Linked DNA regions of Mus musculus: region 2 is linked to region 1. Evidence: chromatin loops called from intact Hi-C (ENCODE). Cell type or tissue: left cerebral cortex. All regions are shown on one strand. Links, peaks and the distances in the headings refer to the core of each region. The heading gives the core; the rest is flanking DNA.

Region 1 (15,690 bases), core at 4,645-12,644:
TAGCTATGTAGCAAAAGTATGTCATCTGAACATAATACAGAATTACACTCACAAACTTACTGTGGTCATGTTCATCTTAATAAGACTGTATATGATTGGGCCATCTACATTTTATCATATTTGGGGCATGGGTTCATAATACAGTCCCATGAAGGACTACTGGGAAGTAACAGTAATTAGAGGAGGGGTGCCATTTTCTTCGGTGGTGTAGTTACTGTTATGCTGCCCTTGTTTTAAGAAATAAGCTCTCACCATGCTCAGGCAAAACAAAACAAAACAAAACAAAACAAAACAAAACAAAACAAAACAAAACAAAACTTAAATTCAGTGGTTCACAAACATAAGAAGTGGAACTTGTTGGAAAGATGGTTATTAATGGAAGAAGGAAGATAAAGGAGGGGAATAAAAATGAAAATGACTATAACTCATTATATAAATTTATGAAGCTATCAAATAAATTATTTTAAAAGAACATGGTGATGAGAAAATATTAGTTAACGTACACATTGTTAAAACTAGACAGAAGAATGCATTCTTGTGTGTTATACACAACAGGATGATTATGATTAAAAATAAAAGATTTTGAATGTACTCACCTTTTGCAAATGATAAAAGTTGAGGTGAAAGATATGGTAATTGCCCTGCATTGATCATTACTCAATGTCTCTGTGAATCAGGATAGTTCCTGGAACTTCATAAATATGAATGGGGACTATTTGCTAGAATTAATTAATTTCATTCAAAATATAAAAAAATAAGTAAAAACTTAAAAGAATGCTACCAAATTGATGTGTAATAAGACTGATTAATATATATGAGGGTACATATCTGTGTTTGTGGCAAAGCTGGGTGAAGCATAGGGCCTGAAGTAGCAAGGGGGCCAACTGTTTATTCTAGCAAACAAGGTTTTACACAATAACTGTAGTGCTTGGGTGCTTGCCATTTAATGCATTGAATTGCTACACGCTTTCTCTCTGAAGTTAGGTATAATTTGATGTGATAAAAATCATATTTTTAATAGCTTATTTCCAGTTATCTGAAAACATGAGTGGATACACTATTTCCTAGAAATGTACACTCATAAACTGAACAGCTCTTTCAGTGAAACAATATTTCCAGTAACTATCTCCACTCAGAAACTGTTGACTAAATATGCAGGAGTCAGGGGGAAAAAAAGGAAATTTGGAATGGTCAGTCAGTCAGTCGTTATGACCTCCTTAAAACAAATGAAAGTCTAAATTTTAGAGAACATGTTCCATTTGTAGAATTTACCTTGAAATGTTAGAATCCATTTTTTAAAATGGAGAGAAAAGCTACAGTAGCCTAACATGATGGGGAACTCAGATTCTTCAACTTGAAAGTATTCTACTCCACACAATGAACAACATGGACTTTACTATGACTATACCTAAATACCCAAGTAATTCCCATTATTTGTGTATTATAGCTATACATTTTTTCATGGTATTTTTTAAAAAAATTATTAATTTTTTTACACTCCATATTTTATCTCCGCCCCCATCCACCCTCCGATTGTTCCACATCCCATACCTCCTCCCCACACCCTTGTCTCCAGGTGAATGCCCCCCTCCCACCTGACCTCTAAATTCCCTGGGGCCTCCAGTCTCTTGAGGGTTAGGTGCATCATCTCTGAATGAACACAGACCCAGAAGTCCTCTACTATATGTGTGTTAGGGGCCTCATATCAGCTGGTGTATGCTGTCTGTTTGGTGATCCAGTGTTGAGAAATCTCAGGGTTCCAGATGAATTGAGAGTGCCAGTTCTCCTACAGGATCAACCTTCTCCTCAGCTTCTTTCAGCATTCCATAATTCAACAGGGGTCAGCTGCTTCTGTCCAGTGGTTAGGTGCAAATATCTGCATCTGACTCTTTCAGCTGCTTGTTGGGTCTTTCAGAGGGCAGTAGATCCCTTTTTGTAAGTGCTCCATACCTTCAGTAATAGTGTCACACCTTGGGAACCCCCCTGATCTGGATCCCACTTTGGGCCTCTTCAGATTGTATAAATCTTTCGCCTTTTATTTGAGAATTTTGTATCCCTTTCCTCAAAGTTCAGGGATCCTTTTAGGAAATGGGTCAGAAAGACTGTAAGATCCAGAAGTGGGAGATAGCTTCAAGGATACAGTATTTTCCAGACACAGCAGGCCAGAAGCACAAGAGTACTCACAGCAATATGACAGTATGAACAAGGTAAAGCCATACAAAAGTCAACATGGAAGGCCCATCCTTAGCTGAGGATTTCCTGGAATTTGATTGCTGCCGAGAGAAAAAGAGTCCATTTTCTCTTAGGGTGAAGAGCTCTTGTGTTGTGCGTTCAAGAGGATGGTGTTCTCTTGAGTAAATGAAACAGCCCATGGAAGATAAAGAAAATCAACCCTGGTAACTGTCAATAAAAAGCAAAGAAAAAAGAATGAAGTGGATCGCCTCTGCTTACCAAGAGTATTTACAAGCCAGAATGTCTACTTCCTGCTGAGTCATACAGAGGTACAAAGGTTCCTGCTATAGGATTTTGTCTGCAACCATCTCTCAGCTCCAGTAAAGAGGAGGGATCTACTTTGAGCTTGAAAACTTCCTTTTTCCTATTTTCTTGTCTTAACTCCCCAAATATTTAGACCTGGAAACAGCTTCATCCTGCCTCTCTTGGCATGAGCTCCATGTTATTCTGGTGTGTGTGTGTGTGTGTGTGTGTGTGTGTGTGTGTGTGTGTGTGTCTGTGTGTGTGTGTGTGTCTGTGTGTTGTTTTCTGAAAACAGTAAGGTAGAAAATAAATGGAGAAACCTGAATTTTTCCTGCTGAGAATAAGCTTCTCCCTAGAGACTGTACAATAAAGACCTTCCTCAACTCTCTTTGCACTACTGTCTTGTTTCTTGAAAAGGGTCTATGAATTCAGCTACTAATCAGATCCTATAGAACAACATCATATAGTCAGAAGAGTCTTATTATGGGATGCTCCCATAAGGAGAATTATGTCTAAATGTATGGGTATCAGCTAGACTCGGGATAAAGGTTACAGCTGATCTGCCATTCCCTTTATATCAATGACATTAACAAAGGAGAGCTCTCTTGTGTGTACAATGTCTCTAAGAAGGAGCAAGATAATTATTTTTGCTGTCTTTAAGGAATGTGACTCCTAATCAGACCTTTATACCTGTGCATACTCTATGCCACCTGCTCACTACACAGAAAGATAGGCAGATGAGTGAGGAATTTTCTCAGTTTAGAAGCCTTCCTTATTGTGAGGTGTGGGATACTTAGGTTGTTGGATGTCCTATTTGAGTGAGTCACATCTAAGTGTGACTTTGGGTCAAGGTCTGTAGAAAATACTGTGATTCAGAAATCCCAATGCTTTCCAGAGTGGTTGTACAAGCTTACAATTCCACCAACAATGGAGGAGTGTTCCCCTTTCTCCACATCCTCGCCAACATCTGCTGTCACCTGAGTTTTTGATCTTAGCCATTCTGACTGGAGTGAAGTGGAATCTCAGTGTTGTTTTGATTTGCATTTCCCTGATGATTAAGGATGTTGAACATTTTTTCAGGTGTTTCTCTGCCATTCGGTATTCCTCAGGTGAGAATTCTTTGTTCAGCTCTGAGCCCCATTTTTTAATGGGGTTATTTGATTTTCTGGAGTCCACCTTCTTGAGTTCTTTATATATATTGGATATTAGTCCCCTATCCCATTTGGGATAGGTAAAGATCCTTTCCCAATCTGTTGGTGGCCTTTTTGTCTTATTGACGGTGTCTTTTGCTTTGCAGAAGCTTTGCAATTTTATGAGGTCCCATTTATCAATTCTTGATCTTACAGCACAAGCCATTGCTGTTCTATTCAGGAATTTTCCCCCTGTACCCATATCTTCGAGGCTTTTCCCTACTTTCTCCTCTATAAGTTTCAGTGTCTCTGGTTTTATGTGGAGTTCCTTAATCCACTTAGATTTGACCTTCGTACAAGGAGATAGAAATGGATCAATTTGCATTCTTCTACATGATAACCGCCAGTTGTGCCAGCACCATTTGTTGAAAATGCTGTCTTTTTTCCACTGGATGGTTTTAGCTCCCTTGTCAAAGATCAAGTGACCATAGGTGTGTGGGTTCATCTCTGGGTCTTCAATTCTGTTCCATTGGTCTACCTGTCTGTGACTATACCAGTACCATGCAGTTTTGATCACAATTGCTCTGTAGTACAGTTTTAGGTCCGGCATGGTGATTCTACCAGAGGTTCTTTTATCCTTGAGAAGAGTTTTTGCTAGCCTCGGTTTTTTGTTATTCCAGATGAATCTGCCGATTGCCCTTTCTAATTCGTTGAAGAATTGAGTTGGAATTTTGATGGGGATTGCATGTACAACCACTCTGGAAATCAGTCTGGCGGTTCCTCAGAAAATTGGACATAGTACTACCAGAGGATCCCGCAATACCTCTCCTGGGCATATATCCAGAAGATGTCCCAACCAGTAAGAAGAACACATGCTCCACTATGTTCATAGCAGCCTTGTTTATAATAGCCAGAAGCTGGAAAGAACCCAGATGCCACTCAACAGAGGAATGGATACAGAAAATGTGGTACATTTACACAATGGAATACTACTCAGCTATTAAAAAAAATGAATTTATGAAATTCCTAGGCAAATGGATGGACCTGGAGGGTATCATCCTGAGTGAAGTAACCCAATCACAAAGGAACTTGCACAATATGTACTCACTGATAAGTGGATATTAGCCCAGAAACTTAGGATACCCAAGATATAAGATACAACTTGCCAAACGCATGAAATTCAAGAAGAACGAAGACCAAAGTGTGGACACTTTACCCTTTCTTAGAAATGGGAACAAAACACCCATAGAAGGAGTTACAGAGACAACATTTGGAGCTGTGATGAAAGGATGGACCATCTAGTGACTGCCATATGCAGGGATCCATCCCATAATTAGCTTCCAAATGCTGACACCATTGCATACACTAGCAAGATTTCACTGAAAGGACCCAGATATAGCTGTCTCTTGTGAGACTATGCTGGGGCCTAGCAAACACAGAAGTGGATGCTCACAGTCAGCTATTGGATGGGTCACACGGCCCCCAATGGAGGAGCTAGAGAAAGTACCCAAGGAGCTATAGGGAACTGCAACCCTATAGGTGGAACAACAATATGAACTAACCAGTACCCCGGATCTCTTGACTCTAGCTGCATATGTATCAAAAGATGGCCTAGTCGGCCATCACTGCAAAGAGAGGCCCATTGGACTTGCAAACTTTATATGCCCCAGTACAGGGGAACGCCAGGGCCAAAAAGGGGGAGTGGGTGGGTAGGGGATTGGGGGGTGGGTATGGGGGACCTTTGGGATAGCATTGAAAATGTAAATGAGGAAAATACCTAATTAAAAAAAAAAAGAAAAGGAGGAAGTGAAAAGGAAAGTGGAGATGTGGCAGAAAGAACTAAATTCCCGAGAGGAAGCCTGGGAACGAATATGCGGCGAGAGAGACCCTTTCATCTTGTGCAGTTTGATGTGGTCTTGGGTTGAGCAACTGAAAGAGCCTGTAATCACCAAAGAGGATGTGGACATGCTGGTCGACAGACAAGCAGATACTGCCGAAGCCCTGTTTTTACTAGAGAAGGGGCAGTACCAGACCATCCTCTGTGTGCTGCACTGCATAGTGAGCCTGCAGACGCTTCCCATGGGGGTGGAGGAAGCTTGCCTTTCACATGCCATTAAAGCTTTCACCAAGGTTAATTTTGATTCTGAAAACGGACCAATAGTTTACGACACCTTGAGAAAAATATTTAAGCACACGTTGGAAGAAAAGAGGAAAATGGCAAAAGACAGCCTCTCCTGAGGCTTTCTTCTCTGGACAAGCATCCAACCTGAGCATCCACCCCTCCTGAGGGTGGCGCTTCTGCTCCCCGCCCCGAGGACCAGTGCTGGCCGCGCTTCCTGCCTCAGTCCATTGTCAGTGCCGCCTCCCTGGGCTGAGGATGACGGCTCCTCTTTTAGTTATTTATTTTAAAAATATCTTTGAACTGTGTCTTGAAAAATTGCCATGAAGTTGGTGCCACTTTATTTACTCACTGACTTGATGTTGTTGTGTTGGCATATTAAGTATGTTGTATCTGTGCCCTTACTCTTGTTGACATTTTAGAGGAAAAAAATAACCCTTTCAAAACAGTTATTTTTTTGACAAAACTCTTTGTGGAGTTTTTACCAAATAGATCATTTTAGTAGTAAAACCTTACTATGTATCCTTCCCAAGACATGTGTCCCCTCCCTCAGAAATATGACCTAAGATAGTCACAAAAAAAAGAAAAAAAAAAAAAAGAAATCCCAATGCTTTCTTTCTGTCTGAGGATAAGGTTCAAAGTGTACTTCCAGGAAAAGCTAAGATGATCTAACCACAGTCTTTCAGGATAATGAGCTCAAATATTTACCAGCATCTAATGATTTTTTTTCAAGTAAGATTTAAAAAATGAACAAAGGAATTGAAAATAAAAACTTACAACGAGAAGGAAAAGAACCCAAAGAAAAAGCACATGAAACAGAGGTCAACTCATTTGCCCACTTGGAACTCTATAAAAACACTAAACTGGAAGTCAAAATATATTTAAAAAGTATGGGATTCAGAACTCTTCCGATCCAGGGCATGCTGCCTCGGTCTCTGTGAGGTCATATGTGCATGAGTTATGTTCATTTAGACAGCTTTGTCTTCTTTGTGTCCTTTCTCCACCACTGGCTCTTACAGTATATCTGCCTTCTCTTCCATGAGGTTCACTGATCCCTGAGAAGAAGGATTCGGTGAAGGCATCCTATTGAAGTCTGACTGTTTCAAAGTCTCTCCTTCTGTGCATGATATCTGGATATGGGTCTATGCATTTCTTCCCATCTGCTTTAAGAAGAAGCTTCTCCAATGGAGACAAAGTAAGGCACTGATCTACTTCTCTGGCTTAAATAAATTAATGACTTTTCAAGAATATTTCTTATCGGTTCAAATACACTGTGGTTTTTTTTTTAAACAGGTCTTTGTTTGGCTTCCATCTATTTTTGCACAGTCTACTACTGCACTCTCTCCTGACTAACAATCCCTATAGTCTATGTCAGAAACAGTCCTAGTTTCTCTGAGCTCAACCTCACCCTTTATCTTTATACCCACTTAACTGTATATGAGAACATGCTGTCTTGATTTTAAGTTTTAAGTTTATTATTATACTTAGCTCAGAAGTTTAAAATAGTAGAGAATTTGATCTACAAAAAATAATTATTCATCTAGGGTTATGCATTCTGAGCTGTGCCAAGAACAATTTAGAGCAGATCAATCTTGGAATTATCTAGATATTCTAAATTAAAAATATCAAAATACAACTAGGGGGTAGATAAGACAGTAGAGATGCCCCTTTCAGTATTGTCACTGGATCAATCCCATGATTCTTCTGTAGCAGGCACTCATCTAGAAACTAGTGAGTAATAGGAACAACAGTATTTAATCAAGACCTTCTAGAGTCTCAGAATCATTTTAAAAGCTTCCACATGGACTTTGTCATCTTTCCCAATTAGTCTCAATCACAGCAAAAATCCACTGGTTTTATGGCTGCTCAGAAAGAGAGGAGCCAGCAGGTTTTGTCTTCTACATGTTTTCATTCTCATTCTTATTCTTAAAAGAATGCCACTCTCAATTTTCAGTCTCTTTTGAGTGCTCTGTATCATTTAATTGATCTCTTTAAAGTATTTTTTCATGAGCTTTGTTCTTTCTTACTAGGTAAACTTCAATAGTAATTCCATATGTAACTAAAAGTCTCTCATATAAGCTACTATGTAATTTCCCACTTTATTCAATTATTTTTTGCCTGTTACATTTTCCCTTCACGTTTGCCACCCATAGTCACTGCATCTTCTATGTTTCTTGTTGACAAAATTAGCTGTGAGTGAACAGTGCAAGCTCGCTTCCTCACAGGCAACTCAAACTCAAGGAATTTATTCCTGAATTTGTTGCCTCCTCAACCTGCCCCCATTCTGGGCACACTGTATTTCCATCTCAGTGATTGTAATGATTGTGAAATCCCATTCTCAATTACATTAGTTTCTAAATCTCTTTGTTTCCTGTCCCCACAATGTCATGAATTAAATTCTCACAGGAAGATATATAGTTGCTGGAAATGCCCTGACAGTCAGCATGGCTGCATGGGGGGATGTGTTTGGACAGGAAAGGATCTGGGCTTGGGGATAATTTCAACATAGGACTTTTATGACTCCTCAAGGAAGTTTGGAGCTGGACTTCATCTGGCATAATCCTAATGTGAAGGCTACAGGATTCATGTCCTCTTTTCATGTAAACAAATCATTGGACATGACTGTGCTAAGACCTGACAAGGAACTGGGAAGCAATGAGAAAGAGCCTTCACTAGCTTAGACAATTCACCAAGAAGATAGTTATTGTCATTATTCGTAGAGCAAACATGTTCATCAGATTCAATTTTCCCTCTCTATTTCTGATCTAGTGTACGCTTTCACTGTCCTCTTCCTAGAAAAATAATACAAAGCTCTCATTCCTGGTCTCCCAGCTTGTACCCATAATTTAACATCATGTACATAGGGTGTCCATGTTTAACTTTCTAAATTTATGCAGTACACAAAGCCTTTCATAAACATTTCTGTGCACACACACACACACACAAAATCTGTCCAAGTGTTCTAAATTCACTCTAGCACTTTGAATTTAAGCCTAGTTGAACATGTTGTATTTCCTTAAATAGATCGTGTTGAATTGGGACAGCTGTACCTTTTAAAAGCTCTCTCCTGAGTCTATTTCTTTACCTCTTATACATTATCCCATTCTTCAGCCAGGGAAGACCTATCCACAAAAGCTTTTCTGACCTTTACAGAAAAGAAAAGCAACTTCTCTCCTGTGAAACGATTGCTAGGCGCAGTGATGGGTTTTTATGATTCTTTCCATCTAGAGTCATTATAAGACTTTATAGATAGGAGTGGTATCTTGAGAGCTTTACATGCCTGGTACTGTGGATAATTCCTGGAAGATAGCATGCAGGGAGGAAGAAGGAAGTGGGGAAGGGACAAAAGTAGGCTCAAATGAGTCTTCAAGTAGTTCCTCAAGATTCTTTTGAAGAACATATTTTCTGACTTCTGGTTAATGTCTATTTAAATTCTCTACACCCCTCACATCCAAGTCCTTTTAAAAATAAAACATGTTTGCTTCTAAGAAGATTGGTTCAGAGAAGTTTAAAAATAGACTGTTTCACTGGACCAAAAAATGTGTATATATACACATATATTTCTCACAATTAGATCTGATGGTGATATATAATTGAGATCTAGGAAAAAGCAAATATGAAAGAATGGCATGGAGAAACAGCAGCTCTCTTCTTTAAGGGACTCTTCATTTTGAAACAGAAGATACACAAGGAAATGTTTATGTGTGCATCTAAATATGAATCATGTTTTAATTTATCAGTGTTACTAAATTGTGTGCCAGGCAGAAGTAAAAATTAGAATGTTCTGATCGCTCAGTGTTTGAAGCTACTTCTAAGAGAAAGGTGAACCTAAAATCATTGTAGGGGGAGTCTAACTCAATAAAACCCTAACAAGTCAGTGACGACAGGGTTGAGATGGTTGACTGATGACCACTCAGTCACTCTATGCTTTCTGGGAAATCAGTGATTGCCAGTTGTTGCTCCACATTCTTAACATATTTGTTATATAAATAGATGGTTGATTTACTGCTCACAGCTGCCCCATTGCTGGTTTGATGTAGCAACTCCTGGCTCTTCCTATTGAAGAATCCTCCCTTTCAGATTGTCAGAGTCCATTTATTCTTCAGAGCTCACACAACATTGCTTCCTTTCCACCCTTTATAATTAGATCACATTCCGTTATTACAGACTTTGAAAGCTCTGAAGTGTATTCATCTCCAAACCTTGCAAAATAGTTGCAGTTGAAGGTTTCCTAAGACTAGGATAGAATTAGAATAAATAACCAGAGTGCCAAACCTACTTTGGATGAGGAAATTAAACAAAAATACTTTTCCTTTGATGTGAAAAGCAATATAGATGAATCTGTATTGAATAGGATCATTATGAAACCCTGAACAGTTGACAGGGTTATGCCATAATACACTAACTTCTAGAAGAACCCAATCTCTGCCCCATGACCTAAAACTCCTGCTTTAGCCCAGCCTGTCCCATGACTGCCAAGTTCATGCATTGTCTGGCCTTTAATAATCTGGGAGCAGGTAAGATGCAGAATTTTCAAACTCAGGAAGGAAAATTTTCCTTTGTGTGTGTGTGTGTTTTCCTTATCATTCTGTCCTCAAATCCCACCCTGGACTTTGCTGCCAAAAGTTGTCTCAGCCTGCAGGCCTATTGGATGCTATTATCTCCAAAACTCCAAAGTACTCTATTATGGGGACTGGAAAGAAAATTATTCTGGAAAGTTCTCAAACCATGCCCTGTGACAAAATGTATTGGTATCAGCAAGACCCAGGCATGGAACTATGGCTGCGCCATTGTTCATATGGCATTAATAATACAGAGAAATTAGAGCTTTCCTTTGAGTGTAATATTCAGAGAATGAATCCTACCTCATGTTAAGCACATTTTTCATACACAGCCCTCCACACTCCTGCCTCTTTCCAACCCTAATCTCTATTACTATGGCTTCAGCATCTATTTCTGTGACTTTGTACCTTGAACAATGAAGGACCTCAATTGATGTCCTCTCTCAACATCCTTGCAAGATACCTCCTTATGGGACTTTTGGCTTTAAATATCTGGTCTTTTGCTTCCAATGTGATATGCTGGCTGGGAAGATTTCTTCACAGCACTCATTGTGCAACATCATGAGAACTTAGATTTCTGAAACCTATATAAAATCTAGATGCAGCTATATACACCTATAACTCCATTCCTGTGAGGAGGAGAGTTGAAGATAGAAAGATCCTTATTGGCCGGCCCATCCGTGTTCTAAAGTATTTCAATAACTTCTTATATTCTTAGTGTGGAAAATGGTTGCATCCTGTGGACATGCTTTTCCATCCACTTGTTAAATGCACATTCGATCCATTTCAGTTTTAAATTTTTTATGAATAATGCAGATATAAAGCTTTATTTGTGAAAAAATGGATTTTCTGGAAGTGTATTTGCCAAGCATTAGTGAAATTTTATATTAAAAAAATTTAAGATATTTGAATAGAAGCCTTTGCAAAATGTTTTCATAGATTTAACCAATTCTCAGTCTTATCATCCTCTGTTAGCCAAAATAATGGCTCCAAAAATATCTACCTCCTATTACTCAGTAACTATGAATACATTACTTTATATAGAAAAAGAGAATGAAGTGTGGAGGTGTAATTAAGTGTTCAGCTAACTCAATACAACAAGATTATTGTTTGGATTGTATAGCTGGACTCAGCCTAAACATTCATGTCTTTAACAGTGACTATGGTTAGTGTGATGTTGCTTTCTTTGAAGATAAATAAGAGCAACCAGAGAAAGGCAGTGGTCTCTAAAGGTAAGGGGACAGATTATCCCATGGATACTCAAATCAAAAGATAATCCTTCCTGCCTCTTGATATAAATCCAACAAGAATTATACTTAATTTCTAATCTGTAGTATTCTACATGGTTATCCCGAGCTAGTATCTCGCCAGCAAGAATTCACTCAGACAACTGGATTCTTCTACGGCAAAGCTTTATTGCTTCATCTGAAGGAAGACCCCGAACAAGGAAACTGGTGCTGCTTATATACCCCTCCGTGTGACGTGTCAACTTCTGATTAGCTGCTCACTCATCACCCCACTACTACACCCCGGAATGGGCAGTGACTTGGCACGAATTTACTCTTGCACCTGCGCACATTACTTGTTTACCAGTTAGGCACAGCGGAGGCTCATGATGGCGATTGCTCACGGCTCTCCACACATGGTAGCTTTGTGATTAGTGTTTTATGATATTAATTTTACAGTGATTTATTACACCAGCCATAGAAAAGCATTTCACAACCCCATTTCCAAGCAAGCAAAAGAAGGCAAGGCTATGCTAGGAAGTAGTCCAAGGAAAGGCAAAGAGATAAACTAGGGTTTTCATCAGATAATGCCACTTCTAAGAGCAAATTTAATTTATTGCTATAGCTTGTTCCATTCCTGAAAATATTTCATTACAGATCAAATTTACATTTCATCAAGTGTCTTTCTAGTCATTTTTACCTCAGAGAGGGGCTGTTCTCATAGGAAGAATTCTTTCTTCCATTCTTGTTGGCTGTAGCTAGCAGAGAATGTGTTGGCCTTTGCTAGGTAGCTGCTACCCAGCAAGGCAAGAATATTTTTACAGAGGACAGAAGTAATCTTCTGAGTGTCAAATGATTAGAATGTGATTTGTCCTTGTAACTATGAGTTTCAAAAGAAAACTGACTCACTGTCCCACTCACACAAACAGAAATTCACCTTGTATGAGAAAGTAGCATAAAATCTCTCAAGAATACTACATGATGTTTCTGTAGCAAACATTTAGGAAAAATAGATGGTTAAAGTAGAAGATGAACAATTCCAAATTGTACACAATAATGATAAAGTTACAGTAAATAGAAACTTGTATTTATTTGGACTAAAGGTGTCAACCTTTTACAATACATATTAGGTTGTCAAAACAAAATGAAATAAAACTCCTGCTGTTTTTTTAAAAGCAAAACAAAAGAAAACTAGAAAATTGAAAGGCAGCAGGCACTCATTTCAAAGCTGATTCTGGGATCACACTTAGGCTGTCAGAAGAGCCAGCCCTGCTGGAGAGACCCATTCTCATAGTCCATAACTTATAGAAAACCAGACGAAGATACCACTGAACACATGGGAATGAAATGTGACAAGGAACAAGGCATCAAAGGAGATATATTAGGTATGTTTTAGGTGTTGAAATAGAGTCAATGTGGAAACATTTCCTATAGGGAGAAATAGGCCAGATTGCTTTAAAAATCAGAGATTTATTGCTCACCCAACCTAAGTGTTTAAGTAGGGATACTGAAATATTCAAAACCTGTGGTTGAATGCAGCATCCATAATCAAGCAAAGCTGGCCACTTCATAACTTCAGGAATGCAGTTGCCCCTCTCAGGTTCCAGTTTCGCATCTATAAAATGAAGTAGCTGACATATGCATCTCAGAACTGAGGAGAAATTTCAAAGAAAGCAATATGTGAATAATTTAACACTGGATCCTCACTGAAATAACATTTCAAAAATATCGTTGGAAAAGTAGCGGTGAGATGGCACTATGCGAATATATGATCATCAAAGCTTGGACCTCTTTACTCATTCACTCATTTCATCATCATTGCCTTAACATGCCCTTCAAGTCAGTATTCTTTGTATTTCCATTGTTGCAGGATGAGACGTACCTGTCTGCTGTACTTACTTGATGAAGTCTAAAACCAATGCTTCACAGAACTAGTTACTTGGAGATAGTATCTTCAAAGCTGTAATTAAGTAAAATGAAGTCACATGGGTGACACCCAGTGTGCAAAATGATCAGGCTGCAGATACAGGGAGGAAAGACCTTAAGGGAAAGGATGTCCATCTACAAATCAAGAAGATAAGCCTCTGGGGACACTGTGTCAGCGAACACCTTCAACTCGCCATCAGAAATGGGAGGAAAATTAACATCTGCCATTTAGAGCAGTATGCAGTACTTTGTTATGGCGATGCTAGTAAACAAACAACACCCAGTTACAAAAACTTGACCACACATTGCATAAGTAACTTGCCCCAAGAATGGGATTCAAGTTTAAACACATAAAAATTTGTCTCCCTTACTATAGTAGGAGCTGTGCTTATCTTAAAGAATACATGGCTTGGCAAACAAAGGATATGTCAGAAAAGGTGCACAAATATGACAGGAAATGTGGAATAGAAGGTTTTTTTTCAGAACTGAATTAGCCTAAGAAATACATACCTAGAAGAAGTTCTGTTAAGAGAAGAACTAGATGAGAGGTCAGAGTTGAGGACTCTGGTTTGTGTAGCCTCCAGAGTTAGGAATGTTCAATTCAGGGTCCCAGAGTCTCAACCCATGGATTGTTGCCTTCATATAGGCTTCCTAGTGGGCTTTCCGGTTGGTTTCTACACTGTTCTAACACAGGCCTCCTAGACTTCAACGTAGACTTCAACAAAACATAGGCACTGAGAACCTAGCTCAGAGAAGCTGTAAGTATTCTGTACCGGGATGTTTTCAGAGTATCAAATCAAATTGGATATCCAGGTAAACAGATCCAGGATAAAGCATAAAGTTTATTCATTATTTCTCTGAAGTTGACACCTTTGAAAATGATGCCCTGGGTGAGTATAATATTTCTCACAAAACCAGTGAGGTCTTGGAGTGTAAGTCAGTGGCAAAGCATTTACCCAGAGTGCATGAGGCCCTACGTTCAGACTACCTACCACCACAACAAAGAAAAAGAATTATCACCCCAGACATTTTAATCTTCCAACCTTAAGAAGGCTCTTAGATTTCTCTGTGCTAGCTTATCAATGTAGCCAATCTTTTCTGTACAAAATGTACAAGTCCAAGTTCACAGTGCCCATCTAAGTGCCTAACTCAGAGAAGCCACCCACATACGAGGACCTTCCTGGTCCTCAATTATCCTCCTTCTCTGTCTTCTCCCCATCTTAATCATATCCTACTCCCAGTTTTCTTGCCTTCCTGATCATACCAACTTTTGTTGACATAATATAAATTAATATACAGCTTGGGTCTTAAAATGACACAATCCCAACCTATTCCACACCTGACTGAAATTGGGTAGGAGGAATGCTACATTCCTTTCTGAAAGATTGAGGGAAAAATCCACACTCCATCCATCTGACCCTCTTCTGTATAGCTAAGGAAGGGTCTATGCTTTTAAGGACCTGTGTGATCAGATTTGGACCACCTGGATGTCAAGGATGTTCTCCCTATACCAAGATCTGCTTATCAACAGCCTCAGTGACTTCTGCAAACTTAAGTCCCCTTGCCTGTTTAATTAAGTATATTCACAGATTACACAATTTAGGTTTTAACTTGGTTCAAGTGACGTTCACTATGATACTCCACTAGAGGGCAGTAACAGATTCTGTAATAAATACATCACGTTGCAAATAATAATGTGAGAGTGTGACAAAATTCAATATATATGCACACGTATTTTGAAAACACACAGATTTAATTTGTATTCTCAGGGTCTGGTGGTAGAGAACAAAGTGATATAAGGTAGAGTATACCTTTCAAACTGAAATAGCTTAAGTGTAAAGTGAGTTGGGACTACAATTATGATGATAATTTTGTTAGTCCATACCTGGGCTCAAAATCATACAAAAGTAAAGATAGCCATGTAGCTGAAGTGCAAAACACATGTTCTTGTACAGCTGTTTAATAAATAGCCCCTCCACTGAGGATAAGATACAAGCTTAGAGTTTTGTGAAGATATTTTTACCCAGTGTGGGTAGACAAGAAACAAGGCCTAGAGTTATGCCTTGAAGAAGGGAGAAGATAACAGATACATATGGCAAAATTGAAAAGTGAAAGAAGAACAGGGAAGACAAGACAGTGTACCTAACATTAGAGTGCAAAAGGGAGAAAAAGATTCCTATTTTCTTTTAGGTCTTATTGTTAAAGGCATAAAATTCTTCCTTGTACTGAAAGTGGAACTGTTCCCTCAAACT
Region 2 (15,690 bases), core at 4,445-12,444, 160 kb before region 1:
AAGAGAGGAGTTCTGTGACAGAAGTGGTGAGGGGGAGGTGACATCACAGGCCCAACCATCACTCCCTAGGACGGGAAGTTCAGAATTATTTTCTCAGTCCTAAGAGTACAGCTTTCAGTGGGGGTGATTTCTTTCTAGGTGTGACCTGAAATAATCCCCACATTCTTTTGTGTGATGCTTTGTCTGCTAAGAGCAGGTGAGTTCTGCATTTTGTTGGAAAATTCTACCATCATCTGCAGTGTTCTGGCTCCAAAAGTTTCCATTCCTTACACAGACACATCTTGTTTCTCGTTTTTCCTTATGCCTCCTTCTCCAGCAGGAGATGGTGGAATCACCCAGACACCTAGATACTGGATCACACAGACCTCAAGAAAGATAATCCTGAACTATTCTCAGGATATGAACCACTATCGGATGTTCTGGTATCAACAAGATGCAGGGCAGGGGTTGAAGCTGATCCATTACTCAGTAGGCACTGACAGAACTACCAAAAGTGATGTCCCTGAAGGGTACAGTGCCTTCAGAAATGAGATACAGAGCTTTCCCCTGACATTAGAGTCAACCAGTTCCAACCAGACCTCCATGTACTTCTGGGCCAGCAGTGAACAAACACAGCACTGCACACGAAGGTGCTGCCTGCACAAGAAGGACAACCATGAGATTGACATGGGACCTCCCTCTTCAGCCCCTTCCCCAAGCAAAAGAAAAGTCTACACTTTCTGAAACTCTTCATGGCAGTGGAATCTCAGCCAGAGGGACCTTATACAGCATGAACCTTAGTGTGAGCTGAGCTCTGTTATGGCTGTAAATGATATTGGATGTTACCTTTTCTAATTTGGAGTCTCCTTGTAACTGTGCAAAGGGGGTAGTCACCTCCAACATGGCATTTATATTTCATTTTCTTTGCAAAAGAGGAAAACAGCATAGGGAAGCATCCGGTCACTCTGAGCTTCTCGAATCATTCTCCAAGGTTAATGTCAGCTTGTCCTCCATTCCGTATTACTGCTAAGATAAAGACATGCAAGTCAAGACTTACAGGGGAACATTGATAAATGCACCAAACAGCAGCCTTAGATGTAAGGATGTTCAGACTGGAGAGTTACTGAAGTGAGAACAAAGTAAGGACCCATGGAGGCAGAGTGGAAATGAATCTTACTAAGGTAGATCCAGATAAGAAACGAATATACTTCCTTGTCTTAGATTAAAATATGTGAGGACTGCAACATTTTTACCTGTGAATATCGAGTAAGCACTTTCCCCAAAGCTTCCATTATTCCTTAGTACCTAGAGGCAGGAGTCCAGACCCAGGTGCAAGGGCTCTTAATTTAGAATCTGAGCTCCAAAGCCATGAGGTCCAGAGCTGAACTTCACAGAAAACTCAATCCTATGTATCCAATAGTGTGTCCAAATGTGACTCTGTAAAGATGCTGCAAGATTGTACTGGTTCCCAAAGGGAGCCAGCAAATAAAGGACCAGGCTATTTGCCTTATGTAAAATAACTCCTCAGTTGGCCAATCTGAATTTACAAATAATGCCACTTATAGCCATTTATCAATGATTTCAAAAGCTCCGAGCTGTGTTTAGGTTTTTGTTTCTATTCAGCTTTCATCCAGCAATTGATCCTTAGGTCTTCCCAGGCAAACTTGTCAATCCAGCTTACTTTGATGTTAGGTTTGGTTGTCTCTATTCTAATCACGAAGCACTTCTCACATTTTCAATATTTTGTGTAAATATGTGTTCAGGGATCCACTTCTGTGTGATGGATTTGAAATTGTACTATGTAGAATAAAAGTACATATTTGTATAAGACTCCTGTCTTTTAAGGAATTTTAAGACTTTCATTCACTATATAACAGAGAATTCTCATTAAGGTATTACTGTGAATATAATACTCAAACTAATCCATCACTAACTGGTAATACTCACATTCCAGTATGATGACGACTAAAAAGAAAACAAAGCTTCTCCATTGGGGGCCCTGTGATCCATTCAATAGCTGACTGTGAGCATCCACTTATGTGTTTGCTAGGCCCCAGCATAGTCTCACAAGAGACAGCTATATCTGGGTCCTTTCAGCAAACGCTTGCTAGTGTATGCAATGGTGTCAGCGTTTGGAGGCTAATTATGGGATGGATCCCTGGATATGGCAGTCTCTAGATGGTCCATCCTTTTGTCTCAGCTCCAAACTTTGTCTCTGTGACTCCTTCCATGGGTGTTTTGTTTCCAATTCTAAGAAGGGGCAAAGTGTCCACACTTTGGTCTTCATTCTTCTTCAGTTTCATGTGTTTCAGGTATACTAAGTTTCTGGGCTAATATCCACTTATCAGTGAGTACATATCATTTGAGTTCTTTTGTGATTATGTTACCTCACTCAGGATGATGCCTTCCAGGGGAATGCCAGGGCCAAAAAGTAGGAATGGGTGGGTAGGGGAGTGTGGGGGAGGGTATGGGGAACTTTTGGGATAGCATTGGAAATGTAATTGAGGAAAATACGTAATAATAATAATAATAATAATAATAAAGAACAAACTGGATTACAAAGTGAGACATGCAAAAAAAAAGGAAGAAAGAAAGAAAGAAAGAAAGAAAGAAAGAAAGAAAGAAAGAAAGAAAGAAAACAAAGATTTCTTCATCCCTCTTCCAAACAATTTCTCTTGGAAAGATAAAAATAATTTTATTTCAGTTACTACTGTTTGATTGTTCTACTTTTGAAAGTCTTACAAATAAAATTATATTTATTTTTATTAACTTATATTCCTTCAAAATTAACATTTTCTGAAATATACTCATTTTGTAGTCTAATTCTGCACAATGCTCAAGTATATATTACATCAAATTTGTATGCCTCCTTTCCTATGTAAACATATCCGGGTTACTTACCCCAGCCATCAAGCATTTCTGCCACTGAAGCTTCTTTGAATGTTATTGTATAGTTCTTTGTGAATGTGCATATATTTCACTTGGGTAGAGATATCAGAGTAGACTTATTGACTCCTAAGCCACATGCATACTTAAACTTACTTAAAACATTGGGAACATCTTCCAAAGCGGCTTTCTGAATTACAATTCTGAAATCTTAGTAGTCTCTAGCTCCGCAGTCTAATCAGCAGCTGGTGTTCTTCGTCCTATTAGGTACTCATTAGATTAGTAATAGTCTCTCCCTCACAGTTCTCTCTGGTGAATGATAATATTTACTCCATTTCATTTTTAGTTATGTATATGTGTGTGTGTACACATGTGGATGTATGCACAAGAGTCCAGATACCCCTGAAGGCTAGAAGACAGTGTTAAATCTCCTGAAGATCAAGTGATAGGCTGTAAGGTATCCAATGGGTGCTGAGAACCGAATTTGGGTCCTCTATGTCTTAGTTAGGGTTTCCATTGCTATGAAGAGACACCATGACCATGACAATTCATATAAAGACAAGCATTTAATTGGGACTGACTTACAGTTTTAGAGGTTTAGTCCACCACCACCATGGCAGAAAACAGCAATGTGTAGGCAGACATGGTGCTGGAGAAGGAACTGAGATTTCTACAACTTGATCCACAGGTAGTTAGGAGATGTGTACCACATTGGGCAGATCTTGAGCATTTAGAAACTCAAAGCCTGCCTTCACAGTAATATACTTCCTCTAAACCTAGTCCAATAAGGCCACACCTCCTAATAAAGCCACTTCCTATGAGCCAAGATATCAAACACGAGTCTATAGGGGCCATACCTATATAAATTACAACATTCTACAAAGCAAATGTGTACTCTGAATTCCTGAGCTACCTTTCCAATCCACAATATTTGCTAATTTTTTATGTTCTCTCTCTCTCTCTCTCTCTCTCTCTCTCTCTCTCTCTCTCTCTCTCTCTCTCTCTCTGTCTCTCTCTGTCTCTCTCTCTCTCTCTCTCTCTCTCTCTCTCTCTGTGTGTGTGTGTGTGTGTGTGTATGTGTGTGTGTGTGTGTGTGCATGATGTGCAAGTGGCCTCAGATTAACCACAGGAAACCATGCAGGTTGTGTTATGAGACCTTCACTGACCTGGAATGTGTGATAAGGCTAGAGTGACAGATCCCTGCAATGATGGCTTTACAGGTATGTGTGTAGTTTTATAAGAATACTGGGAATTTGAACTCAGGTCCTAATATTTGTGCAGTAGGAACTTTTAACTGCTGATCATTCTCCCTAGTCCCTCCTTCATTTTCTTCATAGATTTTTTTTAAATTAGGATAATTTAACACCTTTATTCAATTCTTTTACATTCTAGAAGGGCATTATAAAAGCCATAAAAGAAGGGTAGAGGATGGCCCATGGGGAAGATTGAGTACAGAAGGACACAGTAAGACAAGTAGTGTATATATGTAGAAACCTGGTTATACATTCTCAGATCCAGGATTTTTTAAAAATTGTACCTGAAGTTTAAAAAAAATGAAATTTTTTTCATTTCATTATTTTTTTACATAAAATTAATCACTTCAGAACAGATTTAGGTTCATAGTAAAGTTGATGAGGATCTAGAGAGTCTCCTCATATTTCCTGATTCCTTATAAGCATGGTTTCCCCCCACCCCCCTTATAATCAACTCCCTGCACCAGAAGCCAGATATGCTATCTTCATAGACAAATTGTCACTATTCCAAGGCCATTGTTTATACCAGGTTTCATTCTTGGTGTCACATAACCTAAGAGATTTTATAGGGAAAACTATCATTACACCTTAGTATGTATTTTTCCTGTTCTAAAATTCCTCTATGGTCTACCTACTCATCCTTTCCCTAATCTTAAGTTTTTATCTTCCCTGAACATTTTATCTTCATGGTTTTAGCTTTTGTTGCCTGTTAAATATTAGAATCTCACATCACATGTCCATTTCCGGTTGGTTTCATCTGCTGAGTAATATAATAAGTATGTATATATAACAATAAGTCCTCCTTCACATATTCTACTGGCTTGATAGATTATTTTGTTTTTAGTTCTGAATATCTGATTATTAACTGTATTGGTTTATAGATCATCTCACCTACTGATAGGTAACAACGGTGCTCTCTACTTGGGACAAGAATTAATAAGTTAATATAAGCATTTGTGTTCAGGATTTTCATTTCATTTGGACAAATAGCAAGGAGGGTACTTCCTAAATCACATGATAAGGATACACATAGTTCTTTAAAAAGCAGCCCAACTGACTTTCAGCATGATAGTGCCACTCTGCTTTCCACCAGCAATGAATGGGAGTTTCTACCTCTCTACATCCTTGCCATGGGCTGCTACTGTTCTTTCTAATTCTGGGGATTGTAACCAGTGGGTAATGACAACTATTATTTTAAATACATTTTAAACTAAAATATAATTATACTTATTTTGCCTTTCCTTTCCTTTCTATCATCCATTTCCTCTAATTTCCTTTTCTGAAATCTTCCATGCCTCCTCTCTTAAATTGATAGTCTGCTTGTAAGAGCCAGAGTACCAGAAAGCCTTCTGTGAGACTGCCTTCTTTAGAAACGGTGGAGGGAACAAGGCTAGAAAGATAATAGATAGCATCAAAAGAGACACTACCTTAGAAGGGGGAAAATGTTACCCCAAACAACAAACAAACAAACATTAAAGGACATGGCTCCTCTGTGTGGTGGATGAGAAAGTTTATTGTAGGAAAAAGGGAGAGCATTACCACAGGCAGACACATCTGGGAGAGTCCAGAGAAGTCAAGACCTTAAGGCAGCGAGGAAAGCAGGGAGGAGAAGGGAGAGGGGAAAGAGCAGAACAAGGTGCAGTAGCCTGGAGGCCAAAGGCACAAAAAAGGCAGGTAACTAAAATGGCTGGATTGTATAGAGTAGAGCCTCTGGGGAAGGGCAGCCAAACCCATGGGTTGAAGAATTAAGGTGTAGGGGCCAGGGTAAGCCAGCAACTAATAGGGATTGAGGAACACTGGGAGAACTTATAGGGCAGGTCCACTTTGATATGTTAAATAGGCACCTGAGCAGTTTGTTCTGGGTTTGAAGTTTAACACTTCCAAAGTTAAACATTCTACCGTCCCCAAATGTTTATTCTACCACATCAGTTCTTAGACATGATTAAGATCACTTTTTGTTTGTTTGTTTGTTTATAAGTGTACTTAAGTTTTCCTTAGGGCCAGCTTGGGGCACACCTCTGAGGGTGAGAGGGTGTCTCCTTAAGAGAGCATTTATATACAGTACCACAGTTTCTATGTACACTATATATATAAGAAGCAAACATCACCTTCCTAAGATCTCCCTACTGGGAGTAGATGAGGATGCATAGCATATTAATGGATCCCTTTGGAGTCTGTGGCCCCAAGCCATAGTGTTTATTTTCACATTCTGAGTTCTTTCTTAGCATTTCTACAGGCTCACTTAGCAATGCTAATTGCAAACTGCTAGAACTTTCCTTACTGCTAATTGCAGAACAGTAGATGCTTTATTGCCTCTAATTGCTGCATGTTAGAGCATCTTTCGCTTTTTTACAGGAGAAAAAATACATTATCAGAGCTCATTTTTGCAGTTTTATCTAGGTCTTTTAGTCAAGGTGCTGGTAAAACTGAGAATGAAGAATGAGGAAGTTGTTTACAAATGTGTGTCAAAATTAAGGAGAAATGACAGGGAAAGAGCAAGCATGGGGCATAGGTGTGTAGCTCAAAAGGCAGTGGGTTTCAGTCCTCAAGCTATCGCACATTGGGAAAACAGCTGTCTGCAATGTATTGTGCCGTTTAAAAGAGCAACCCCTGAGAGGTTCTACCAGCACCTAACTAATACAGATGCAGATACTCAAAGCCAATCATCAGACTGAACCTAGGGATTGCAACCCCACAGGAGGAACAATATCAACTAACCAGACCACCCAGAGCTCCCAGGGACTAAACTACCAACCAAAGAGTACACATGGAGGGACCCATGGCTCCAGTTACATATGTATCAGAGGACTGTCTAATTGATGGGAGGCGAGGCCCTTGGTCCTGTGGATGCCCCAACATAGGGGGATGCTAGAGCAATGAGGTGGGAGTGGGTGAGTGAGTGGAGGAGCACCCACATAGATCCAAAGAGGAGGGGGCTGGGATGGGGGGTTGTGGAGGGGAAACCAGGAAGGGGAATATCACTTGAAATGTAAACGAATAAAATGATTGATTAATTAATTAGAGAGAGGAGAGAGAAGAGAGGAGAGAGGAGAGAGGAGAGAGAGAGAGAGAGAGAGAGAGAGAGAGAGAGAGAGAGAGAGAGAGAGAGAGAGAGCTATGAAGCAATGTGTTCTAGAAAGAAAGTAGCCAAAATATAGAACTTACAAACCTGGACAGTTGGTTGTCTTAGTACCCTCTATTCTCTTCACATCTCTGCCAGACTCTGAAGGCAGGATGGTTTAGAAGAGAAACTGAAATTATGTAGAATGCTATACATGCAAACTTCAGGGTACAAACACCTTTTCGCAGTTCTGAGATATAAGCTGATAAAGTTGCAGAGTGATTGGGAGAAATCATATTCTTAATAATTTACTACCAACACAGGTTCCGTTCAGATTTGATAAGAGCAGCATTACTTGCCACTTAAGGCAAAGGTTAAGAATGCTGGTCTAAAAGGAATACATATAGAGAGAACAAAAACAAACAAATGAACAAGAAAACCCATGTGGTTAGAATCCCAAATCATAAAGATAATGTGAGGATGTCCAAGTAGAGTTGGGAGAGGAGGTTCCCATCACTGCTTGTTTGTTGGTCTCCTGCTCAAGTGTAAGTGTGCAAAGTATGATGTGTAAGTAAGCTCCAGCAATGGCCTCAGTACAGAGTAAGTGAAAAAGGAGAGAGATGAGAACTTGCATATTATGGGTTGGGAACTGCAGGAAACCTTCAAAATATGGTAAAAAGATAGTAAAAGTGACATCACAGGGTAATCTTTGAATCAGAGAAAATAATGTTGGCCAAGAACTCAGCTCTTACCCAAGAGTACCTACCTTCTGCAGCCTAGCCATAATTTCCTTTTCTTAACTACTTTGCTTTGACCAAAAGGCTCTGCTTCTCCCAATCTGTACTCTCTGTGAATGTATGTCAACCTTTCTCCCTGATGCCCAACACCACTTCCTTAAGGAAATGTTCTTTTGACTATTAGATTAGGACACTAGAGCATGTTAGATTTTCCTGATTTTGACTTAACAGTCACTATTTCACATTTATTTGTTGATAAACAAAAACTTCCTCTCTTCTTCTTGGGGCTGAAAAGCTCCTTTTGTAGGAACTGTGGTTTTGTTCTGATTTTATTGCTTGTCCCAAAAGATGTCCTAAGTACTAAAGCCCAATATTTGAACAAAGAAATATAAGGAAATCATCTTTAGTTTTTGACTTGGCCATTTCAGAAGTCCAGCCGTATTATCTGAGAATCTTTATCCCTTTATCTTATGGAACCAGAAATTTCTATCCTGAGTTTTATCGTGATCACACTCCTTTCTGCAAGTCTGAGCTTCATATCCTCTCACTAACCTCCTGGGCTTCTTTCTTCTCTCTATTTCAGTCCCTCATCTTCTGCCTAGATTTTGGTGTCTTCTGAAGATAGGATAGCAAGTCGAAAAATCATCAACACTAGAAATAAAAAGTGATGGAGAAAACAAATGACTTCTCTAATGCCACTTGATTTTCTTGAGAGAAAGATACTTCTTGATAATTTGAGGATAGGACACCTGCTACATTGTCTCATGAGTGTGCATTTGTGGGTTTTTGGATGTCCAAGACATAACTGTGTTTCATCTGCTACCCATTCTCAACCTCGGCCATGGTACAAGGCACTTACCAGAGCTCTCTGCTTACTTTAAACAAGGAAGGTTCAGTTCCTCCTTTATAGCTATAAAGCATCAATTATGACAATGCAGAATCCATTTATAGAGTGAATATAGTATGTGGTTTTGTAAAATTCTGAGAATCATTTGAGGTTGAAATAATCCCTCAATACAGACCGAAAGTAGATTAAAACACAAGCTTCTTGCCTGAATGATTCACATTAAGTCTTCAAAGACTTGTGTAATTTAATGTCCTGAGGCAGAGAAGAACAAAAATAGATGACTTGAGAATCAAAGCTTAAAAGGCATCTTCTTTAGGGAAAATAGATCTTCGCACCTACTTGCTGAAGTCACACTTGACAAAGTTGTAACCTACGATGAATTCTAGAATAATAGTGTAGTTGACATGACCTGAATTATAAACAAAACCGAGTCTCTCTAGAGGCCCAGAGAAATTAAAACATGAATTAATAGAAATTATACAAGGAACTTAATTCAGATTTAAAACACTAGGCACTAGATGGTGCTAATGCACTTTTCCTATTAAATACAGAATTATTCAAATTCTCTGAGAATAAAGAGTCTCTCTCTCTCTCTCTCTCTCTCTCTCTCTCTCTCTCTCTCCACATACACAACACACATACATTTTCCTACTTTGCTTTTTATTGTTGTAATAAACAACTGTAACTGAAAGTAATTTGGGAAGGAAAGGATTTATTTAGTTCACAGGTTGCCCTGACTTTCTCATGGTAGGCAGGATTTAACAGGTCAAAGCCAAGTTAGTTATAATTATTAAAATCAAACAGACATATCAAGTACATCAAACTCCTTTTTACCCACCCCCAGTCATAAGCCAGCCACGATACTTAAATTCTTGGGCCTTTTATGCTTTACAATTTATTAAGTTTATTAAGGAAATGAACCTTTTTTCAGTGTCCCACTGGTATAGATTTTTGTCTTTTTCTATTTAGAAATTATAAAATATTCCACCTGATGAAAAAATTATAAATGTCATAGTTTTATGGAGATAAAATACCTTTTAATATTAAAAATTCAATGGTGTATAAATAAAATGCTAATGATATCCTTATACTCCTATCTATTATTAGTAACCAATTTTTCCACTTTAGTGTTTTGTAATAATTCCTTTTCTCTATAAGCATGTGTCACTGACTCTTAACTGCATATGCATATTTCTTATCTATTTTGATATATATCATATATATGATACATAAATATAAAAGAGAGTAAGACAGACAGAAACACACACACACACACACACACACAGAGAGAGACAGAGAGAGAGAGAGAGAGAGAGAGAGAGAGAGAGAGAGAGAGAGAGAGAGAGAGAGAGAGAAATTCGTTAATTGTCTACTATTCTCTAATGGGAAGACAGGTATAATTCTAATGTCATAATTATCTTAACATCACTGCTGAATGATTTTCAAGTTCTGACAGATCTTTCTTCAACTGTCTGAGCAACTTCCTTTCAGCTTCTCTTCTCTGATGACCTCAGTTCTTCTGTCATTCACAATCCTAGCCTATCTGAGAGTGCCAATCATACTTTTTATATCACTTGATGGGAATGGAGGGGAAAGGAGAGATATGGAGCCCTCCAGAACTTGTTTCATGCCTCAATTAATGCTCACGGAGCATAATTAATGGGAGTTACCTTTGCCTTGCAAAAAGACTAATAACTGTATTTAAATAGAATAAATTCTAGCTCCCTATGACCAGTGACAGTCTGATTACATCTGCATGCAATGCTATCATAGAGACCAGAGGGTCACTGGAGTGGCAGCGGGAGGAGCCCAAGTTGTGGTTGTCAGTCTTCAGAACAGGAACTGTAAATAGAGGGTGCAGTGTAAACCTCTCCATGGGAGGTAAATCATCTTGATGTTGGGAGTGAGAAGGGACTGTATGTGGTTTTTTTCTTCCTCTGTCATGAGAGCTTATATTTGAGAAAACTGCATTTCAAATAAGATGTAACAGAGATGCAGATATGAACAAACTAAGAAAGGAGCTCTGTGAGGAGTTCTCATTGAAATGAAAATGGAGAAAGTGGGGACAAACGCTGGGTACCTTCTCTCCTCTCTCTCTCTCTCTCTCTCTCTCTCTCCCTCTCTCTCTCTCTCTCTCTCTCTCCACATACACAACACACATACATTTTCCTACTTTGCTTTTTATTGTTGTAATAAACAACTGTAACTGAAAGTAATTTGGGAAGGAAAGGATTTATTTAGTTCACAGGTTGCAATCCATCAGTGATGGGAAGAAGTCAGAACAGAACAGGAACTCAAGACAGGAACATGGAGGTAGGAAGTGAAGCAGAGGCCATAGTGGAACACTACTTGCTGGCTTGCTACCCATTGCTTGTTCAGTTTCCTCCTCTGTACAACTAAAGACTACTTTCCAAGGATGGTACCACCTTTAGTGAGCTGGGGTCATCAGCTTACTGATCAATCATTAAGAAAATGGCCAAGGGATTTGATTACAGGCCAATTTGATGGAAGCATTTGCTAAATTGAGGTTCATTTGTCCTGAATGGCTATAGATTTTGTCATGTTCTCCGCCCCCCACCCCCATCCCCACCCCCACCCAAATAAACTAACTAGCCAGGACACACATGCACATACACACATGCACATACACACATGCACACACAGACATGTACATGTAAATGAAAATAGAAGCAAAGAAACCCAGCGTCTTTGGATAGGTTGGGAAGAAAGTACAGGGATGAAGAGGAACAGAGAGGCAGTTGAGAACTCTACAAGGAGACACCAGGATTCCCCAAACCACTACCTAAGCTGTTTCAAGTCTGTTGTATAACCTTCCTTTTTTTATCCAACAGCTAATTTTAATGTCTCAAGCATAGACACATGCCTGGGAAATTGGTTTTGTAGAAATCCAGGGCAAGGAGTGCCATTAAAAGCCAATTAGAAACTCATTTTACAAATCACATCTGGAAATGGAAATAAGGTTGCTCTTTAGAACTTCCCAACCTAGTATATACTAGGTTGTCCCCTTCATAGCAAGGCCAGAAGTGATGGCCTTGGTAGTGGTGGGTGTTGGCCAGCAAGTGAAGAGTGCCTTGCTTTACTGTCCTGAGTGTGAATTGCAGGTCTCTAAAGAATGGCTTTGACTTCCTTTTACCTTCTCTCATTCCAAAACCAACCTCTCCATCATTATGGAAGTGTGGAGATGAGAACCAGGAGAACACAAATTCTTCTGCTTGTTCAGTACATAAAAGGACTTGGAGGAATTGTCTCAAGGATAGAGACAGGGCTTATTTATACTGAAGAGGTGATGATGTTCACAGAAAATAAACACGTGGAAAGTCATAGGGAAGACACGACAGTGTACCTGCAAGATAGTTTCTCTCCAGAAGATGGAGAGAATCGTCTACCTTCAGTTTTGATGGAGTGGTGCTCCATAGATAAAAGTCAACTTGACTTTTCTTATTGACATTCTTCAGAATATCAGTTACCAGACATTGTTAGTGATCCCCTCTAGGGAGTAGTAGACTCATTGGACTGACAGGGAAGCACTTCTTGTGCTGTTTAAGATTAAGGTTATTCTGTTCCCTTGGGGACTTAAGATATATTCCTGAGTATGGAAAGGGCAAAGTCACAAGGAACAAAGGGATAGGAGCTAGGATGAAAGGGTAGGTTTGAGCAATGAGCGTTTCAGATATATTTGTGTCACAGAAGTTTGACGACACCAAAGTGAAAATCTTTCTATCACATCAAGATAAAATTGGAGCCAGGGTGTTAGGAAGGGTGTGGACTCATGCTTGCCTGTCTGAGATAAGGACTTTTCACAAAGGCTTCTGAAGGCTTCAAAGAGAGCTTGTCTCCACCCACCCCATGCTGTACACACCTCCCACACATGCACAGACTTCTATACCAAAGTTTATCTTTAGAATTCTGTAAGACTGCAACAATTCAGACACGATTCTGAGCAGAACACTTGCCCAGCAACAGCCTTTACCACTTCTGCATTGGGTTTCCAAGATCAATGAGTTTTGTATTAAAGTAGCTTAAGTATTTTTTCCTTTATGCCTTTGAAACTTCTCTCTGTTTCAATCTCCTTAAATAATACTCATCTTCCATAACAGTTTTCATCTTCTTCTTCCAACTCTTTCATTATCAAAGTAATATTATTATTTCAATGATGTCTCACTGGTTGCTTAGATTCCACATGTGTGCAGGGTGGAAGCCCAAGCTCCCCTCAGCTCCTAGAGAATGGAGATTGACCTAAAATCTAGGAGACACATGACTGTGCAGCACTTGATAAAAGACTGATATTTTTAGGAATCTAGTGGGTATTTGTTACCTCGAATTTTCCTAGATTCCTGCATCAAGAACATGGTTTGTAACACTGTGTATCTATGATGAATGTCAGCAGTTAAGTCTAAGACTTTCACTACTAAACGTGTCTTTGGATCTATAGATACCTGGAGACAAAGCAATACCTGGAAGCAAAGGGTTCTGCTATCCAAAGCCAATCTCCATCCTCACACTCACTATACCACTCAGAGGCATGTGTACAAGAAAGCTCAGAGAAACAATGGGAAAATAGTATGACTCTTCTTTGAAGTCAGTATATCTTATTATTGAATATTAAAACTCTTACTGCACAAGACAATTACATAAGACAATTGACCAAGCAGAAGATAAAAGACCCAAATATTCTTAGAAAGACCTGTGAGTGGAGCCATGAGCAGAAACAATATCACAGACATATATGTACCAGACTCAGCGGCTCAAAGGAGGCTTTGCCCCTACAGAACTGAAACACTGAGATGTCCTTTACCTTTATGGACCTGGCCCTGTCTTGTATGATCATGAGAATATTGGATATGCTTTTGGAATTTACCAAATCTTACTATAGGATCTATATACACCAAAATTATAAGGGTTCTGGACTGAAAATGAGATTCCTTTTGCTAAGGTATTTTAAGAGTCTGTTTTCCTCTGCTTGACTGCCCTTTGTGTCTTCAGAAGATGTAGCAGCCAGAACCCTTGGGGACGTCTCAGAACATAGAACTGCTGAACTTCCTTTGTTTCCGTACATAGGTATGCTAGCCACTATACTGACACTGCATAGGCTTCTGATATCATCCTTGTGCAGACCCCTTCAAAACAGATGAAGGAGGATAGAGTGACTAAAAATGTCTCACTAAAGTGGCAGCATCTCTATGCAATAACACAAGATGGAACCATGCAGAAGTTTTATAAGATAGTGGAACACCTCAAGTTGAAGATTTGTTATATCCTGTAAGTTGAGTAACTTCTTTAAGTTGGTCTCACTTTGTAAATAGACTGTGGATTCCCTCTTTGGATAACCTAGACTGAGCTAGGCCATCTCTGCTTTTTAAACTATTGACTAGGGTTTTAATCATCTTTCCTAACAAATCTAGCTTCCCTACAGTGTCAAGGGCTGTTATTATTGTTTCTCTCATACAGGGCTCCTTCTGTGAAGCAGTGTGAGTCAAACTAGCAATAGTAGCAAACTATTAATTACTTACAATGCAAACTGTGAGGAAAATCAACATTGATTCAATTGCCAATTTCTACTGTCCTGTTAGAATGTTAGGGTAGAAAGTTCTAACTCCTCCTGAAAGTAAGGTGTATTTTGAAAGTAACATTTTGAAGCATCCTTTAGAAACATCACTGAAAATCAAGAGGTGTCATAGTAAAGTGTTGAGGACCAAAAGCCACATGAAAGTGTGGAGATTAATTAATTAGTAAAGAATGTTTTAACCCTCTAAAATTAACTAAAGATTGTAACTTGCTTTGGTATCTGTCAGAGGCAGAATTTCTTCTCTTGCTTTTATGATTCAATTCAAATAGATTTTGGGACAAGTTTTTTTTTTATTAATTCCTTCATTCAACCTTAAGCAACCAGTGATTTCTTTTAAGCATAATTAGAGACAGGTGAATTCAGGAGCAAGATCAGAAGTAGGACATCTCTGATGGAGTGTGGAGGGCAGAATTTAGATCTCTAATGTGAGGTGGAATTGAAACATCCAGGTGGCAAGAGACAACTGACAATGTGGAAAGAACAAAATGAGCTAAGTGGGACCTGGGGTGCAGAGGAGAGGCAAGTGGTGCTCTCAGAATGAGCATGTGTTAAAATTAAACCATGGTTTTGCCTTTCTCTGAATTCTGCACCATTCCATTTCTATCTTATAGCATTTCCTACAATGCCAGTACTTTACTTCTATCCTCCAAGCAGCCTTATTGATACAGGATAAAATGACAAACCTCAAACTCTGGTATCCTAGGCTTGATATTAGATAGTTCTGAAGCTCATTGATGTCACTGTGAGAACAACCCTGTGGGTACAATGGATACCTGTATTTACTCTCTGTTGCTCACAGGGACTCTGATCTAGATAGTTATCATCCTCTGCAAACCATGCCACGGACACCAGGCACTTCTGATATGTGGCCTCTCACTTCCTAGGGGCAGGTGAATCCTCAGAATATCATGAAGTTCTACTGTCTGTCTGTCTGTCTGTCTGTCTGTCTGTCTGTCTGTCTCTCTCTCTCTCTCTCTCTCTCTCTCTCTCTCTCTCTCTCTGTGTGTGTGTGTGTGTGTGTGTGTGTGTGTGTGTGTGTGTGTGTGTGTAAAAATATATATTCCCAGTCTCCTACTCATAGGATCACCAAAAAGTGAAAGGATGTATGTTTCAGGGTGATCTAATTTCAGGACACAATCCCCTTTACTGGTATCGACAGATCTTGGGGCAAGAGCCATGGTTTCTAACTTATTTACAGAATGGAGCTCCACCAGACAAATCAGGATTTCCTAGTCATCACTTTACTGTTGAGAGGCTTGAAGGATCCTACTCTATTCTGAAGACCCAGACTGTGAAGCGGGACTCGACAGAGCACCTCTCTTTCAGTGGCTTAGCCACAA

What was found. Hi-C counts contacts between places; a loop is a spot of excess contacts. Peaks named below come from ENCODE experiments on the same cell type or tissue, not always from the same donor. Only the 100,000 strongest peaks of a DNase experiment are listed, where the experiment ranks them.
Region 2: it touches region 1 in a loop (3-fold over the local background); 2 of 42 quality-filtered maps call a loop at or near these places.

The regions. Positions count from the first base shown.
Region 1 is chr6:41,247,929-41,263,618 of GRCm38, forward strand. It overlaps Tcrb, the pseudogene Gm2719 and the pseudogene Trbv27. Among named protein-coding and RNA genes, the nearest start is that of Try4, 46 kb to the right of the region's middle. In left cerebral cortex, for the core only: no CTCF peak of the experiment used is centred there; DNase peaks (open chromatin) are centred at 8,700 and 8,965; H3K27ac peaks cover 1,918 bases.
Region 2 is chr6:41,091,619-41,107,308 of GRCm38, forward strand. It overlaps Tcrb, the pseudogene Trbv10 and the pseudogene Trbv11. Among named protein-coding and RNA genes, the nearest start is that of 2210010C04Rik, 64 kb to the left of the region's middle. In left cerebral cortex, for the core only: a CTCF peak has its summit at 9,260 (motif pointing right); no DNase peak of the experiment used is centred there; H3K27ac peaks cover 786 bases.